Linked DNA regions of Mus musculus: regions 2 and 3 are each linked to region 1. Evidence: chromatin loops called from intact Hi-C (ENCODE). Cell type or tissue: heart. All regions are shown on one strand. Region 1 has its middle 120 kb from the start of Rap2b. Region 2 overlaps Arhgef26 (Rho guanine nucleotide exchange factor (GEF) 26). Region 3 has its middle 150 kb from the start of Arhgef26.

Region 1 (2,500 bases):
CTTCCTGCAGTGTACACTCTACAAACCCCCTGCTACCCTACCTTACTAAGTGGATTCTAGCATTTAGTTATTTCAGGTTATTTCAGCTTCTGTCTCTTCCTCCCCTCAGTTTTGTGGGACAAAGAATCACAGAGATCCAAAATGAGAGAACATCCTTTCAGTCATTTACTTCTCACTAGAGGATTCAAACACAAATTAGCCAGATTAGCCTTCAACTGGAGAATTAATCACCTGTTCAGGAAGACAAATTCTTTCCTATTTGCTGTGCACACCCTTCCTGTTCTGCCTTAGAGCCTCTCAGGTGGAGATCATAGCCTCAGACTCACTCAGAACCAATAAGCATGAGTAAGTGAGCGGAGTTCTCAGCTTAAACTGGGTAGATGGGTGGTAAACTGGGAGCCGATATCCTCCCCAGTGGTCCTGCATGGACAGATACCAATAAACTAGCAGGAGCCACAGATACAAGATAAAACTACCACGTAAATGATATGTGTCTATGAGTATATCCACATGCACACGTCTGTCCTTCCTGGGACAGGGCTTTGTTTATGTCAAGATGAGGGGTTTTGCTTATGAACTACAAAGTTTTCATAGATAGCATTAGCTCAATGCAGTCAATTAAAAATAAAATTAGGGAGCAGAAGGAGACATTTTCACAGCTGACTCTGATGCTCAGGTTGGAGGTTAGCTAAGGAAGAAAAAGACAGCAATATTCCAGCCAGCAAAGGAGCCACGGAGCTCCAGGCTCTAGGAAACATGATGTCACTGGCAGAGTCTTACTGGGGTACTCAGGGCAGCTGGTGAGAAGACAGCATTCTCTACAGTTAATGCTTGATGGATTTCAAGCCCCACACAAACAAGAAAGTTTGTGATAAGTCACAGCCCTCCTGACTTAGACTGAAGTCAAAGTCCCAGTGGTGTGGAGAGCCTGGAACTTTCCCGTATCTGTATCTATTGGAAGCTTGAAAGCAAATTCAGAGAAAACGTGTGACTGGAAAAAAAAATTCACAAATTGCATAAGTTTTGGAAAATAAACCCAAAAATAAAAGCCGGGGAGGAGGGAGTGGAGTATCAGTCCACTTTACTATTTCCCAACTATTAGATTTTTGTATTATTTGTAAAACAGTTTTGAAAAGAATCTTAAATGAAGAAGGGCCAAAAAAATCTTAAATGTTTCACGCAAAATATTCCATACAGTAAAATAAGAGAATCAACTAAAATGATTTCTTTAGTGTCATGTCTTATAGGTGCTCGACATTAAAATTATGCCTGCCTCTAAAGGGGAGTGGGGCAGCGAGGGGTGAGGGGGGAAGATGATACAATACAGTGAAGATTTGTTTTCCTACAACACAGGCGCTTTCATCCTGTTGCTTGAACCAAGTGTGGAGATAGAATAGAAATAGTCTGGCGCCATCTTGTGTCAAGCACTTGTAAATGGTTGTGGTTTTGAAACCTGAGTCTTGTATTTTGGAACATTTTATACTATGAAATCAGCTTATTTCTAACTTCCAAGAATGAACAAAATATTTATGCACAGAAATACCCAAAACATATTTGTTTCATAGAGTATAATAAAAACGACAGTAATGATTTATTGTGAGTTCTGTGTAGCTCCCATTCTGGGTGGCGTGGCAGCCAACTCCAAAGGGCAAAGCAGGATAGACTCATTCAGTTTAGAGCCCAAGGTCATTCAGGAATAGGATGGAATGGAACTTGGACTTGAAAGCTAAATCTAAATATAGTCTTTTATTAGTTATTGTCCTTTTAAAAACACCCACTACATGCTAAGCATTATGTTAAATAGTCCATGTTTGTTATCTAACAGTGCATTTAATATTCTTGTGACATAAAGCTACTACTATTGAATCCATTCACAAACTTAGACATGCATAAAGATTGTGAAACCTGCCAAAAATAACTTAGATGAAACAAACCAAGCTTAAGTTCAAAACTGAAGATGTATAATCCACTGTCATTTATATAAATGTTAATATCTTCCATTCATTTACTTGTAATTATACTCACATACATGCATGGGGACACACACACACACAGAGGGGTTTGGGGGAGAACTAAAGGGAGATGTTATTACATAGAATATTGGATTTGAAGCTCAGCAATACATTTGTTAAGTTGGAAGAATTTGTTAATTCGGACTTTAAATGATCATGTAGGAAGACAGAGAACATCTTGCATGGTTTTGGAGTTTGTTCTGAATTGCTTTTCTAAGGATCAGTTCTTCCTAAGAAGGTTCCTTCCTGGGCTGCATCCTAAGGTAAGTGCCCATGCAGAACCCAGAAGTCCCTTCTGCCTTTACCAGCACTTGGCACACTTTGCTCTTCATGGCCACATCATTAGATTCCCAGGTTCCTTGGTCTCTGTGTGGGTCTCTGCATCAGTGGCTATTGACATGCAGTCAAACTTTGTTGTCAAAAGAGTTAACATTCCCAAAGAAATCCTAGGCTAAGTTTCAAAAACAAAAACAAACCAAGCAAGCAAA
Region 2 (2,500 bases), 1.2 Mb before region 1:
TGCCTGGTTTTAAATGTTGGGGTCAGGAGGACTCTTATGATGCATGGAGATGCTCAACAGTAGCAGGAGTCATTCAATGTGTTACACGGAGAAATGGAGGTGAGAGAGGAAGTGGCAGGCCAAGATTATACAACTCATACCATCTGCAATGCCCGGAGCTTTATCTACAGTTACCCTATCCTATCAGGAACCAGGCATAAAGGCTGTGGCAAAGCTTAGAAAAAAAATGAAGGCTCCAGACAATGGCCAGATGAATTCAGAGTGCCCCCAAATGCTGACTTGCAACAATACAACCTCAGCAGAACTGACATGGCTTCATTATTTGTTTTTAATATAAAATTTGACGTCAAGCCGACCACTTTTGCTTTAACTCTAAAGGCTGTGATCATTAAAGGGCTCCAGAAACCCACCTTTGCAAGCCTCATCCTTCAGTCATCCAGAAATATAGTGTCACCATTGAATGTGCATACTATGACACCAGAGGAATAAAGTACATTTTCTTGACATTGCCACCTACACTAAAAAGGATCGTGAAAAGATGTAATTTTCTTTAGACCAAAAACTTGTAACCAGATATGGTAGCTCATGCCACCCTGTGTAAAGCTGAGGCAAAAACTTGAGTTCAAAGCCAGCCTGGACCAGTGTGAAACCCAGGCAGAGCTACATAGCAAGTCTTTTTCTCAAAGCAATAAAAAACAAACACTTTTCTGTTTATATTCAAGCCTATTAGTAACCACTAGCCATAAGCATTTTATGGCTCGAGCAGGACTTTGACCCTCTATAATTGACCTTTGTCCTCCCAGTATCCCGAAGTGAACCCAATATCTCTGACTCACAGATGGAGAAATAAACCCAGAAAAACTGAACAGTGATTTTTCATGTTTAGCAACTAACATGGGAGGAACTAACAGCTGTCTTGGAAGGAACCTTTTAAAAATCAGTAGAGATGAAGATAGTGTAACCAGTCAGTAACCATGCTGGCCAGCAGAGGGCAGAGCCCCTCCGTGTTCCTAGAAACTTACTGGTTCTGTCTGGTGGCTGTTTCCCACTGCTGTGTCCCAGGGCTGTGATCCAGCGGGCTCGCTCACTCCTAAACACAGAGAGCAGGTGCAATTTAGATTAGTTCTCTATACACTGAAAGCAGTTTATTCTAGACAGCCACTGCAAACCTATTTCTAAAACATAAGGTAGGGGACTGGCCTTGAAAATGGACAGGAGTGATTTTTAAAAAGGGAAGAGTTATCATTGTCAAACAAATAGAAATGTGGCTAGTTATTGGGTAAAGGAGACTTCTCATATAACTGTTGGACATTTAATGGAGAAGTGATTAGCCATTGAATCAGATACTTATCACAATCATCTGATGTTTAACAGTTGAAAGGACCAATTTCCCTCTTAAGGGGGCCTTTCCCTCCCATATACTCAACTACTTTGGTAAAGAAGCTGGGAAATCCCTTTTCTATGTGTGAACATTATTGAAATAAAAATTCTGAAATATTTAGACTATTCTCAAATGCTTTAAACTATTTTCATGAGCATAGTTAGAAAAAAAAATAGCCAAAATATTTTTAATATGCTGTTACAGCTGTGTAAAACGAAAACCTTACTATGACTACTACAAGTCCTGGGCAAGCACAGCGCTGTTCCACCACCACATCATCCTGTGTATTTAGAAAAGCAAGCGCTAGAATTGCAATTAGTCAAATCAAACTATGTGTATATACTATTTTAGTTCTCTATAAAATCTTCCAAAAATGCCATCTGTAGGATAAAAGCATTTCAGAGATAAGCAATCTAAGCCAATTTACTATACCAATACACCTTCTGGACAGACATCTTTATACCCAAAAACTTGAAGAACATTTTTTTTTTAATTCTCCCAATACCTAGTGACCTATTTTTACTCCTGGACATGTATGCACTCCTCTACCCTACCAAGCAGAGCAGCCCACATAAGGACTGGCAACAGGGCAGGCACAGCAGCCCATGCTTGTCCTCCGTGATCTTCCCGCTTCCCTTTCTTTTCTGCACTCCATTCACTATTGCCTGTTAGAAACCTTGCCTTTTGCAGTTGCTGAGAAGGCTCAGAAATGCACTTGCTATTGTGGAGGACTTCAGGTTCAGTTCCTAGTACCCACATAGGTGGCTTACTGCCTATTACTTCAGCTCCAGGGGATCTGATACCTCTGGCCTCTTCTAACACCCACACTCACATCACACATCCACACAGTTATGTGCCTGGCTAATTAGATTCTCTCCAGAGCACAGCTTAGTGTAACTGGTGCTCAGTAAACATCTGATTATAAGAGAATCATATTAATAATCACAAGCTGAACCTTGATCAGTTGTTTGCTGCTATTACCAGATCATAAACTCTGACAGGCAGGAGACTGCCACAAGGTAAAGGCCACTCTTTGCAATATAATGAGATTGACTTAAAAAGCCAAAAATAAATAAATTGGTATATGTTTAAAAGTAAAATAAATAGATAATGCAATTA
Region 3 (2,500 bases), 950 kb before region 1:
ATCTCAGCTTCACAGAGGTGAAATCTTAAAGGATATACCTACACATTGGTGGTCCTGCCTTCATATCTAGCATTTATGTTTTTTTAAGAACAAAAACATTTTCTATACTTTTTAATTTACTTCAATTTTGTTGTCAAACAACTATGTTGTACAATTATTTTTCAAAAGAAAATATTCTTTTGCACTGAAATATTCCTTGAATATATTAATGCTTAAGTAACTACTTCACTAAATTAAATATCCCTTTGGCTATTATCTTTAGCAAATTCATGCAAAGGTGTAAAGTTTTGATCATCATTTTTTAATATAACCACACACTCATTATCTTATAACTATTGTGTGTTAACAAGTAGCCTGTGTGCAAAATACTGTGTGTATTTTGTGTGCAAAAGAACTGCTGACTTTTGGAGTGCTTCATGATGGAGTTGAGAGAAAAAATTGCTTCCATTCTTAGTTTTAGACACACAGTGTTCTGAGAACATTCTGGAGAGGTTTGTTAGTAGGACACCTTATCTAGTACATGTAAGGCCCTGGGTCAGTACCATCATTGAAAAGGAAAATGGCCTTATCCTTATTTTCCCTGTCAGTAAGCTTTGATTTAATTTGCAAACATCCTTTCTATATGATTTAGCCAGAAATATAATAGTCGCTGATATCAGCCCTCACTTAGACTGTTCGCCAATCTTAAGTCCATTTTCCTCTTTTTAAATGCTTTATACAGTGCTTCATAATGCTCTGTGGAAGTCAGGTTTTCTTGGTGCTCCATATTTTGTGTGCAAAAGAACTGCTGACTTTTGGAGTGCTTCATGATGGAGCTGAGAGAAAATTGCTTCCATTCTTAGTTTTGGACACACAGTGTTCTGAGAACATTCTGGAGACGTTTGTGGAAACTGCTGTTAAACCAGGGATCCCAACTGCCATTCCATGGCTTCTGTCTGCCCTGTGAAGACTGCTATAGTTTTGATGTGGAGCTAGACTCAGGAGTTCTATTATTAAAAGACATGAAAATAAGAAAGGAAGGCAGGCTAAAGTTGGGCCCCGGCTAAGATTTCTTCCTATGTTTGACAAAGTTTTTGAAAAGTGAAATTTCACTTTTTAAAAAAGCTTAACACTTTTAAATGCTTTTTTTGCATTTCCTTTTCCTGAAGTGGGTTTCACACCTGTTTGTCTCTCTTAATTACCAGGAAAAGTGCCCAAAATGGAGAAAATATGACCTTAAGTGCTGATCCCTTGTGTTCAATGAGCAGAGATCACAATAACCATTTCCTGTCAGCTTTGCTGGCCAAGTTTTAGATTTTCAAAAGAAACTATTCATGACCTAGATTGCAATCATAAAATTCACCACTAGACAGAGCTGTTTGCCTTATTTTAAAACACTGCCTATTTTCAGGTTCTGCTAGAACATAAGAGCTGATGGAGAAAGGAAGCAAGCCGAATCTGTACATTGTCTGTCATGGTATGGGTGCTCTTGATGTCCTTGTGCTGCTGGTATATAATTTCCAGGTTGTTACTGTTGGTGTCAGTAGGGATGTTTTGACACTGGTGACAAACTTTCACCCACCACCAGGAAAATTTCAGTAGTTAATAAGGCATAATCAGCAAATTATGCAATTTTCTCATTCCTTTACATTATGGTAGATAAAGTCAGATGGATACACTAAATTCTGATCTTTTCATCTGGACAGTTCATACTGTGGAAAATTTGTCCTCTGCTATTTTCTGTGAAAACATTCTAATTTATAAAAAGAAAATAGAGGTTGGGGATATGGGAAGGTTTTAAAAATGTGTTATAAGCTCAATAATTCTTTACAAATATATGGGCTATACTGAAAAAGTTATGACCCAGTGTAGGTGAATGCCAGGGAAGGGAGTCAGGAGTGGGTGGGGGCTTGGGGAGAGCACCCTCATAGAAGCAGGGGAAGGGGGGATGGAATAGGGGGTTTCTGGAGGGGAAACTGGGAAAGGGAACAACATTTGAAATGTAAATAAAGAAAATATCCAAGAAAAGAATTCTATAGTCTAAATTAATCATTAGCCCAACCAACAAAGTGTTGAATTTTGGTGGTTTTCTTAGAACAGGTTCCTCTGAGGAAGGCTTTGGGCAGAAGGCCAATACAGCACCAACTTAAACAGTGAAGGGCAGAACCAGTGACTTTACTGGATAGCATTTGTTTTCACAGGGTTTCAGTTACAATGAGCTCTCCATTTTTGCAGTCTGGGTGCAGAAGAAGCATTTGCAGTGAGTAGGAATTGTGAATGGTACATTTGAAACACGTAAGCGTCTTCTGAAAAGAAACTAGTAGATTCATTTGATGTTTGACTTTACCGGAACCAAGTCATAGTCATGTGTACCCAGGCTGCTGTAATCCAGAGAAATATAGATAATGCCATTCCTCCTTGATTCTTTTCCAGATCTCCAGATAACCAGGCAATAAAACAAAGTGTAATTTATCAGAACTCGGCCAGTGACAGAGAACCCGGTTACTGCAGTGTTCATAGT

Evidence for each region. A loop is a pair of places that touch in the nucleus more often than their neighbours do. Peaks named below come from ENCODE experiments on the same cell type or tissue, not always from the same donor. Only the 100,000 strongest peaks of a DNase experiment are listed, where the experiment ranks them.
Region 2: it touches region 1 in a loop (11-fold over the local background); 20 of 42 quality-filtered maps call a loop at or near these places.
Region 3: a loop joins it to region 1, with 18 times the contacts of the local background. A loop is called at or near these places in 15 of 42 quality-filtered maps.

Annotation. Positions count from the first base shown.
Region 1 is chr3:61,243,217-61,245,716 of GRCm38, reverse strand. No RefSeq gene overlaps it. Among named protein-coding and RNA genes, the nearest start is that of Rap2b, 120 kb to the left of the region's middle. In heart, a CTCF peak has its summit at 1,426 (motif pointing left); no DNase peak of the experiment used is centred here.
Region 2 is chr3:62,456,963-62,459,462 of GRCm38, reverse strand. It overlaps Arhgef26 (Rho guanine nucleotide exchange factor (GEF) 26), which reads right to left. Exons shown (of 14, transcript NM_001081295.1): 12 at 1,023-1,090. Among named protein-coding and RNA genes, the nearest start is that of Dhx36, 49 kb to the left of the region's middle. In heart, a CTCF peak has its summit at 982 (motif pointing right); no DNase peak of the experiment used is centred here.
Region 3 is chr3:62,191,556-62,194,055 of GRCm38, reverse strand. No RefSeq gene overlaps it. Among named protein-coding and RNA genes, the nearest start is that of Arhgef26, 150 kb to the left of the region's middle. In heart, a CTCF peak has its summit at 1,342; no DNase peak of the experiment used is centred here.